Linked DNA regions of Homo sapiens: all the other regions are linked to region 3. Evidence: chromatin contacts called from ENCODE Hi-C or POLR2A ChIA-PET data. All regions are on one chromosome and are shown on one strand. Each heading gives the region's core, a stretch centred on a gene start or an enhancer-like site at or near the end of the contact. The rest is flanking DNA. Distances are from core to core; before and after follow the strand shown. Region 1 holds the start of ST7-AS1 (ST7 antisense RNA 1). Region 2 overlaps ST7 (suppression of tumorigenicity 7). Region 3 holds the start of CAV1 (caveolin 1).

Region 1 (3,217 bases), core at 646-3,145, 430 kb after region 3:
AAAACAATTTATAATAAAATATTCTTTATGCTCAGAATTTTAAAAATAGATGTAGACTGGAAAACCTGCAATTTCCTCATTACCATCTAATACATAGAAAGTCAAATCACTTACGGACAGAAACAGACTTGAAAATTTCAGCTGAGAAAACATTTTAGAATAAAAGAAACATTTTATTCAGCACAGTCAAAACAAAACAAAAACAACAAAACAATGTTTAAAATGGACTTTCTGTTAGAGGTGGCCGTTTCACAGTCAAAATTATCCCAGAGAATTGTTTATATTAAAAACAGGCTGAGAATAGTTTGACCTCTGATCACCAAAAAACCTGGAGGATAAACATTCATCTGTCAAGATTTCTCTGGAAAATCCCTGCGCTGCTTCAAAGAGACAGAACAAAGGTAAATAGCATCTGCCACCCAAATCTTGCTGAATAGAGTGATTTATCTTCAGGCCTACTAGCCGGCGACAGGAGCGCACCTCCTCCCTTCTCCTAGCTGTCCCGGGTTTATTCATTCCCTGAGCCTGAATCCTGATAAGGGAGCAGAGTAGGGTTTAAGACCTCGGACCCCAGAATACACCACTGCAATTGAATTTTGGTTCCACCTTAAGGTAAACTACGCAGCTGCTGTGAGCCTCAGTTTCCCTACCTATAGAAAGAGGATCGTAGTGGGGAATTGTTGCAGGGGTTAAATGAGATTGTACGGATCGTGGAGCAGCGCCTGGCGTGTGGTAAACGCTCAACTTATGCGGGTTGTAACTGCCTGAGGCGTTTCCTTCGGCGCGCCACTTGGCCTTCTCTTTCTAAATATTAGCATAATAAATATAAATGGACCCAGAACGCGAGGGGGCAGGGGCCACGTGATCGCTCCACGAAAGCCACTTGTAGGGACCTTTAGAGAGTTAGCAATAAGGCTGGAGAAGGAAAAGCCGGCGCGCCCGCGGCCCGCGCGATTTCCCGCCGAGCCCGCGTCCCCGGCGGCGGGCGGGCTCCGGGGGCGCCCGGGCCGCGGCGGCGGCGGCGGCGCGAGCTGCGCCTCCGGGCCGGTGAATCATCCCGGCAGACACCAAGAGCCGCGGCAGCAGAGAGGAGCGCTGAAACATGGCTGAAGCGGCCACGGGCTTTCTGGAGCAGCTCAAGTCCTGCATAGTTTGGTCTTGGACGTATCTGTGGACCGTGTGGTTCTTCATCGTGCTATTCCTGGTCTACATCCTGCGGGTGCCTTTGAAAATCAACGACAACTTGAGCACAGGTAAGGCCTGGGAGCCGGGCCCGCGGCGCCCACCCCTCCCCCGCCCCGGAAAGTTAGTGCAACTCGCGCGGGGCCGCGGCCAGGCGCGCGCTCGGGGACGCGCCGGGGCCCGCGCACCGGAGGCCCGCGGCTACCCGCCAGCAACGCGGCGGCTTAGGCGGCGGGGCCGGGCAGCTGGGCGCGCGGGGGCGGCCGGTGGCCTTCACGGCCCCGCGGAGGAAGAGCTGCGCCGCGCACAGCCCGCAAGGCGGGCCGGGCCGGGCCGGCAGCCGCCCTGCTGCGTCGCTGGTGGTCGGGAGACGGAGAAGAACGGGTGTCGCGGGCGAAGGAGTTCCCAGGACACCCCCTCGGGTGTCTGCGCCGGAACTCCGAGGGTTCCCCGGAGTTAGACCGAGTCCTTCCTCACGCCCTCCCGGCTGTGGGTGCCAAGCGGCCGAAGTGTGGTCGGGGAGGCGCCCTCCCGCCCGGCCGCGGAGGCCCGAGGGCGGCTGCCGGAGGGTGCTCGGCGGCGAAGCCCCCTGACCCGGCCGGGCTGTCCGGGCGGCGCCCTCCGTGGCCCGGAGTTGCGTCTTGCCGGGCGTGGGGCTGTCTCTCTGGTTGGGTAGTGGGGAGAGGGGTTCCCGAAGGCACTCTTGGGAGTGTATGGATGACGTGTCAGGTCACCAAATGGATTGTCGAAGGGACCGGAGGGAAGAGGGGAGAGCTGGAATTTCTGAGGGTTTCGGTTGCAGTTTTCAGTGATCTTTGCTCGTCTCCCTTCCCTGTAAAGCTACATATGCTCAGCAAGTGCCGCGTGCCTCCCATCCTTGGTCGGTGGTAAATGCAGGAGGTAATTAACAGGATCTTCACAAACTTGGAGCCAGCCCACTGAGTCGTTAAAAAAACACCCGCAAAGAAAACACACGAGCCTTAACACTCCAGAGAGTTCCGAAACACAAAGTAAATTTCGAGCTAAGGGTTACAGTCCTTTAAATCTGGAAATTTCAAGGTAGAGTGTTTTTGTTTTTGTTTTAAATTTTAATTTCACAGTACTGGGAAATTCTTACAGTCCTGAAGATATATACATATGTACACATATATATCTTCCCTTGTTAATCTCCATACTCTGGGAGTGCAAGTCTGGAAATGCATTTTCCTCAGGTGTTTAGCTGCATTAAAACGCTTTTTAAAACGCTTGAGATAATGTACTCATTTTGTTAGGAAACTTGTACCTTTCAGATACTAACTTAAGTATTTTGATTACTAACTTGAACTCATGTTCATATTTACATTTGTTTTGTAGTATCCCTCGGGATCGTGTCCCTGGGAGGCGGATAGGATTCAGCACTCTAGAATTGTCTCACCATTTGAATAGGTGCTGCTCAGCCCTTTTGAGTCTGTCATCGGAAAGACCATGGCTTTCTCGCTTTTCATCTTTTTGGATGGCTGCTTGTCGCAATATTGTCTTCTTCGCTTTAGACAAGTATGTCTCCAGGATACCTTCTGGTCTCAAAGTTCTATACCTTTAAGAAGTTGTTTGAATATATGTTTTAATGGAATTACGTATTTGTTGGTAACAGTGTTAGTCTGTTTTGTGCTGCTGTAACAGAATACCACAGATTGGGTAATTTTTAAAGAACACATTTTATTTCTTGTAGTTCAGGAGTCAGGGAAGTCTTGAGATCAAGGGACTGGCATGTGGGGAGGTCCTTCTTGCTGTCATCCCTTGGTGGAAGGTGGAAGGGTAAGAGAACATGAGAAAACAAGAGGGGGCCCACTTTCACTTTTATAACAAACCTACTCCCTCAATAACAAAATTAATTCATTCTTGAAGGCAGAGCCTTCATGACCTAATTACCACTCACAGGTCCCACCTTTCAACACTTTTGCACTTGGGATTTTCAAACACACTAGTTTTTAAAATATTAATGTTTCTCCTTATTACACACTTAAAATTTTATTTCATGATATACATTTGTATATCA
Region 2 (3,389 bases), core at 700-3,199, 480 kb after region 3:
CTGAGAGAGGTGAGGAAGCTGCAGAGGAACGCTTTGAAGCTAGCAGAGGTTGGTTTATTTGGTTTAGTGAAAGAAGCCATCTGCATAACATAAAAGTGCAAGGTAAAGTACAAGTGTTAATGTAGAAGCTGCAGCAAATTATCAAGAAGGTCTAGCTGAGATACCTGATGAAGGTGGCTACACTCAACAACAGATTTTCAGTGTAGGTGAAAACAGTGTTATATTGGAGGAAGATGCCATCTAGGCCTTTCATAGCTGGAGAGAAGTCAATGCCTGGCTTCAAAGCTTCACAGGACAGGCTGACTGTCTTCTTAGGAGCTCATGCTCACATTGCCATGCAACCAGTCTTCAGAATTCTTTTCATTTTACGAAACTGAAGTTCTGTACCCATTAAACAACTCCCCATTTTCTTCTTCCTCCTGCCTCTGGCAATCACCATTCTACTTTCTGTCTCTATGAATTTGAAGTCTATAGTTGCACAGGCACAAATGTCTGTCTCTAGAAACATTTTCCAAGTAATACACTTCACTACATTTTCTCTTAGAATCACCTATATCTGTGTTAAAACTGTAAGAATCTGTGTTAAAATTTTAAGAATGTAGCAGTTGTCTTGATTAGAAATATATTTTCAATAGCCTTTCAAAAAACCAGAGACAAAAAAGCAGAGAGGAAATTATCTGCTTCTTATCTGAAGGCTAATGACAAAAAAAGTCATCCATGTGAACTTTAATAGAAATCTGCCGAAACCCTTAATGAGGTAGGTATCATGATCAGCGTAACTCATTACAGAATTGTTGTATTTTAGAGCTAGAAAAAAACCTCAGAAATAATTTTAAGTTCTTCATTTCATAAATGAAGTGATACTGTTGTGAAATGTCTAACCAAATTAATTAACTGTGCAGTTAGGATTGTAGTCTGTTTCTTGTTTCTCAAGAATTCCCTTTCAGCAATTGTTGGTGAACAGGGTCAGATTTTCTCAGACAAACTAGCTATTACTTGTGTTCTACACTATGAGTATGTTTTATAGAAAGTTTTCCTGGCTTATAATATAATTGAAGAGACTTGGAAATCTTAGCCCATGATTTCCATTTTTATATAATCTTCAAGGGCTAGAGATGTATGTGGATTGGAGGTATGTGGTTTTCCTTATCTGGGAAAGTAGTTGACAATTTCTCAGAAATTGAGCATTTATCACCAGTTCTAATGTGATAGGGAATGAGGTATTGTTCATAGTATCATCAGAAATGAAGGGAATTGGGATGAAACTTTTCTTGAATTTCTGACCCTGATGCAATCAGGCAGTTGTTGATGGATTCCATTATCTTCGTGAGTCTTGTCAATGGCAGAGACCTAATTGAAGATTAGAGCTCTTGCAGAGAAAGGTCAAATCAACCACAGTAAATATTGTTGAACAGGGTTTGGCAAACTGTAGCCCATGGGCTGCCTGTTTCTGTGAGATTTATAAGCTAACTTTTTTTTTAACATTTTTAAATCGCTGAAAAATTTTCAAAAGAATACGTCATGATATGTGAACATTACAAGAAATTTAATTTCAAAGTTTATAAATAAAGTTTTATTGGAACATGGCTACATTAATTTATGTATTGTTTATGACTATTTTTGCACTGAAACAATAGAGTAGTTGTGACAGAGAACAGATGGTCCCACAAAATCTAAACTGTTTACTATTTGGCCCTTTATAAAAAGGATTTGCCAGCTCCTGCTAGAAAACATTGAGAATGATTTGTTTTGTAGTACCATGGAAATTTGTGATCTTCTTTGCTTACCTAGAACTGCAGCTGTATGCTACAGCTAAGAAATTCCTTAAAGAACTTCTCCACTTTTTTTTTGTTTTTTTTTTTTTGTTTTTGGCCTCTGGGACAACCCACACTAGTCCATTCATGACTATTTTTTATGACTTTCTTTGCTTATTTTCCAGTGGTTCCTTTTGCCAATCATGTGAACAGACCAAAACCACACAGGAAGGTCTGTGGTTTGCCTAAAGAAGCTTTTCTACAGAGGGATATGTCTGGCTTGGGTACCTCCCTGTTTGTTGTACAAACCTATAGTTTGATTCTGATCATTACACTAGAGCTTTGATTCAAATGTATATAAAATGACCATCACTGTCAGGATGTAAAATGAATAAGCATATTTATTGTTGGATTCATATTTGTAGGACGAAAATCTTAATCTTTCTTATTTTTATCAGGCATTTTAGTAACTTTAGTAATGTTTCTCATGACTGCTAATTATACATCAAGATTAATTGCTATATTTTTTTTTAATTGGCTAACCTTAAACACATAAACCCAATGTCCTTTTTTATAGTCATCTTCTGATAGAGTTAAAACATCAGTGATAGGGAGACCACACAGCACCTCTTATAAAAGTTATTTACCTCCTTTTTCCAGCTGTGGTTACTTGATTTTAGTTCTCTTGAGGCCACTGTAAGAAGGGAGTGGCCCTACAACCATGTAAGAGATCTGTGCTTTGCAGCCACTGAGAACCGGGGATCCTGCCACTATTGCCACCATCCTTTTAAAGCATAACAACAAACAGGTGTTGTGTATCCAGAAAGAGCCCTTATCTGAAGGTTTGGAGTTTGGTTAAGCAGATCTTTTATTATGTTTTACTCATGCGTTTGGTCATAATTATGCTTTTGTGCTCAATAAGGATGATTGTTATCTGTGAAAGTAACTGACAATTTCTCAGAACCATTGCCTTGGTTCTAGGTTCTAGGTAGCTAGTAACTAGTCTGGTTAGTGCCATGGAGAATGTGGAGCACTGGTCTGGGTCATGATATTGAGTTGAGTAGCTGAATTCTCTCCTCACTTCATAGGGTAGTTCTTTTATCTGGTTAGTGCTAGATGCTCATCTGTCTTAGCTTACTTAAATTTTGAGGTCTTGGGAGTAGAGCCCAGTAATGGGAGGAGCTGGGCATACGCTCTAGGAATCTTCTGCATCCAGATAATCCTTTTTTTAGTGGAGTCTTCTCACATTTTGGGATAGGCCATGAGGTAGACTTGGGGCTCAGTAAGCAAAGCCAATGAGGATGACAAAACATGAAAAGGAAATGCTGATGCAGATGCAGGCTGGAGTGGGTGGTAAGAGGCCTGGGAGAGCAGCAAGATGAGATATCTTAGATAATGTTTGTTCTGACTTAGTAATAAGGTGAAATTGGGATGTGACATAACCTTAAGGCATTTTGACTTAGCTCTCACATGTTGGTGAGAATTGAGACTAGAGGGAAAACCCCCTATTTTCATTTCTGAAATGCAGAAAAATAGAGTGAACATTTATAATCCAACCCTGGTATTTTAAAACATGTGTAATAACAAAGTCGGTTATTGTATAATTTGGAAATGCGATGTAAGATATTATGATAA
Region 3 (3,280 bases), core at 640-3,139:
GGAAAGAAAGAAAGAAAGAAAGAAAGAAAGAAAGAAAGAAAGAAAGAAAGAAAAGAAAGGAAGGAAGGAAGGAAGGAAGGAAGGAAGGAAGACCCTAATTATTTGTTTACTCATAAATAAGCTTATTTTAAAGCATTCCAAATTTTTTAACTTTTATTTTAGGTTCAAGAGTACATGTGCAGGTTTGTTAAATTTTGTGTCACAGGGATTCGTTGTACAGATTATTTCATCACCCAGCTACAAAGCCTACTCCCCAATAGTTATTTTTCTGCTCCTCTCCCTCCCCGACGCTCCACCCCTCAAGTGGGCCCCAGTGCCTGTTTTTTCCCTATTTGTTTCCATGAGTTCTCATCATTTAGCTCCCACTAATGTGGTATTTGGGAAAATCCAACTTTTGAAAGATCTTTAGTCTGCTAATCATGAATGGCCAACATAATTACAGGCATGCCAACATTTGTAACATTGTGACACTTTCCCTGCCATTCTTAGTTAAAACTGATCTTTTGTTCCAAAAATTTTTGCTACCAACAATAGCCTGTCCTTTATAGTTCTTTTATACTTTTGTGTCTTCTCTCTAACTAAATAATCAACTCTTTCAGCATTCCATCCATTTCCCTTTCTCCTCCCTCTTACTCCCAACCCACATTCCCCTCTCCATTTTAATTTTAACCTGTGCCCCTTCAAGTGTACTCCAGCTTTTTTTTTAAAATAATTTCAAGTGATACTTTGACTTTTGACTGCATATGGAAGCATAAGTAACATGTCCTTTCATTTTTGGATAATGAGTTTCCTGATTAATTACAGCTCAAGAGTAAAATGACTGATTACTATTTAATTCATTTTGTGCTTCTTTACAATAAAGTAAAGACAGAAGCCCCAGATTCAGGAACAGACAAAATACTTTAATCGCTATCACATTTTTTTTAAGTCTAGTCAATTAGAAAAGTCAAATCTTTCCTCACAGCCAAGCACATTAAAAAAAAATCTTCTCTGGTAATAAACTTGAAGCTTTAAATAATTCTACAATTATAAACATTTTGTGTATTTTGCAAATATGGCATAACCTGTTGGCATAAAATTCCATTGTTCCAGAAAATATCGGTAATAAAATTATAGAAAAGTTAAAGATCTTCATTTCTTATTTCGAAGCGTTTGGGAGACATTTCAGAAACGGATGGGAAATGTTAAATTCTGCATGCCTGCTTAAGTTTCCATCCACACCGACTAGATGTAAACGAGTGTCACCAAAAGTACACCACAGGCACCCACACAGATTCCTTCCATAAGGGATCCACAAAGTTTAGATGTGAAATGTACCTAAAGGTTCCTAGCCGTCTTTCATCCCTCCCTCTGTGAAACAGGGAGACACATGTGTTTTAAGGCAGAGATGGAACTTGGGCGATGGGCGGGGGGTGGGGGAGGTGGGAAGGGACGGCTTAGGACAGGGCAGGATTGTGGATTGTTTCTGCCGCCTTGGTTGCCCATACTGGGCATCTCTGCAGGCGCGTCGGCTCCCTCCACCCCTGCTGAGATGATGCACTGCGAAAACATTCGCTCTCCCCGGGACGCCTCTCGGTGGTTCAGAGCAGGGAAAATGTTGCCTCAGGTTTAAAATAATCTGCCCAAGCACCCCAGCGCGGGAGAAACGTTCTCACTCGCTCTCTGCTCGCTGCGGGCGCTCCCCGCCCTCTGCTGCCAGAACCTTGGGGATGTGCCTAGACCCGGCGCAGCACACGTCCGGGCCAACCGCGAGCAGAACAAACCTTTGGCGGGCGGCCAGGAGGCTCCCTCCCAGCCACCGCCCCCCTCCAGCGCCTTTTTTTCCCCCCATACAATACAAGATCTTCCTTCCTCAGTTCCCTTAAAGCACAGCCCAGGGAAACCTCCTCACAGTTTTCATCCAGCCACGGGCCAGCATGTCTGGGGGCAAATACGTAGACTCGGAGGTAGGCATCCGTGGGGGGGCGCCGGCTCGGGCGTGCGGGGAGTGTCCGCTTCTGCTATCTGCCTCTCCAAATATCCCGACTGCTGCCCTGGCCCCAGCCCTCTCTCCACTTCGGAGCACTCCTCTGGCGTTGGCACCGCTGAGGAATGGGCCTGGGCGGGGAGGTGAAGAGAAGCCAGGAATGTTTTATGTTTTCCTAATGGAGAGGGGGCCTAGGGAGCCCCTGAGCTAGGAGGACACGGAAAAGGGGATTGGGGTCCTGAGATTGGGTCTGTTGGGCCCAGGACGCGTTTTCTGGATGGGTCTAGGATGCTCCCTTGTCGCGGGACCCCCGCGGTCCGGCCCTGCCTGCTGGGGGTTCGAAGAGGTGGAGTGCAGGGTGGAGGTGTTATTTACCCGAGTCCTGGGGACAGTCCCCGGGACTCTCCGCCAGGCGCCCAGACCGGCAGGTCCCGCAGGCGGCGCGCGGTGTGTTTGCACTTTCCAAAGTTCTTGAACCATCTCAAGAACTCCTTCTGCATCTTGGCGTCTGGCAGGGGTGTTCCGAGAGAGGTAGACCTCCCCTCCCCAAACTGCCACCATCACTTCCAACGCCCTCCACGCGCTGGAGCTCTGCCCGGGTGTGGAAACCTCGTCTTCCAACACGTAGCTGCCCTTCAGCCACCCGCCCGCAGCCTGGGAGTGCCCTGAGGGTGGGTCGGGGGAGCTGCGCAGGTGAGACTGAGTTCTAGGACATTTAGGGGGTCTGGTGCCTGGCTCCGCCAAAAATGGGGACTTTCGGGATTGTGATCATCACGGCGGATTGAGCAGGGAGAGCCGTGGAGGGACAAGAGAGGGCCGAGGCAGGGTGGGGGGCGCGGGCAGGTGCGAGGGGGATGCGGCCAAGAAGCAGCGATAAAGGGAACATTCCACGGGTCGGGCGGCTGCTGTTGGATCTTAGATAAAGCTGGAAGGGATTACCGGGGCAGGGGTAATAGGGACCGGGGACGGGAACGCGAAACAGGTGAAGCGCTCAGGGCGAGAGCGACTCGGCTTAGGGAGTCCGGGAGAAGCCTGCGGCTGCCCCCTCGCCGCCGAGGTCCTGCGGGTCCTGCGGGTCCTGCGTGCTGAGCCGGGGCGTGCGCGGGCGGGGGCCTTCGGACCGCGCGGCGGGGCCTGCCCTGACCCCTGGCGGCGGGCGGGGGAGGCAGGCGCGCCCTGCAGAGTACAGAGGGGTGTGGTGTCCTCTGCGAGATCCTCTTAAAAAGCTGGCTACGCGCAGGCGGTTTCTGTGCACGGAGCCGTAGCTGTCGGAGCGGTTAGTTCGATTTCGAGCTCGAGGTTTCCCCCGCCGCC

The links. A loop is a pair of places that touch in the nucleus more often than their neighbours do. ChIA-PET counts read pairs that join two places held with the same protein, here RNA polymerase II (POLR2A). Pooled maps may share reads with other maps.
Region 1: a loop to region 3 is called in a map of B cell, with 4 times the contacts of the local background. The contact joins the promoter of ST7-AS1 here to the promoter of CAV1 in region 3. A Hi-C loop is called at or near these places in 1 of 168 maps with a recorded cell type or tissue (B cell), 1 of 37 single-sample maps with no recorded cell type and 5 of 50 pooled maps. POLR2A ChIA-PET finds 5 or more read pairs at or near these places in 1 of 52 experiments (HCT116).
Region 2: a loop to region 3 is called in a pooled map, with 2.1 times the contacts of the local background. The contact joins the enhancer-like site here to the promoter of CAV1 in region 3. A Hi-C loop is called at or near these places in 2 of 37 single-sample maps with no recorded cell type and 5 of 50 pooled maps.

The regions. Positions count from the first base shown.
Region 1 is chr7:116,952,439-116,955,655 of GRCh38, forward strand. It overlaps ST7-AS1 (ST7 antisense RNA 1), which reads right to left and starts at 1,896. Exons shown (of 1, transcript NR_002330.1): 1 at 8-1,896. ST7 (suppression of tumorigenicity 7) reads left to right here and starts at 1,063. Exons shown (of 16, transcript NM_001369598.1): 1 at 1,063-1,253. The coding sequence starts at 1,103. ST7-OT4 (ST7 overlapping transcript 4) reads left to right here and starts at 1,410. Exons shown (of 5, transcript NR_002329.2): 1 at 1,410-1,671; 2 at 2,023-2,241; 3 at 2,536-2,715. RefSeq lists enhancers at 609-718, 1,134-2,057 and silencers at 979-1,048, 1,259-1,458, 1,519-1,818.
Region 2 is chr7:117,007,407-117,010,795 of GRCh38, forward strand. The region is part of intron 1 of ST7 (suppression of tumorigenicity 7); the gene reads left to right. Among named protein-coding and RNA genes, the nearest start is that of MIR6132, 11 kb to the right of the region's middle. Within about 2 kb of position 1,950, at least 2 of the 41 ENCODE cell types and tissues checked have a DNase peak (open chromatin) inside an H3K27ac peak, as active enhancers do.
Region 3 is chr7:116,523,147-116,526,426 of GRCh38, forward strand. It overlaps CAV1 (caveolin 1), which reads left to right and starts at 1,890. Exons shown (of 3, transcript NM_001753.5): 1 at 1,890-1,946. The coding sequence starts at 1,917. RefSeq lists an enhancer at 1-243 and silencers at 169-463, 2,872-3,261.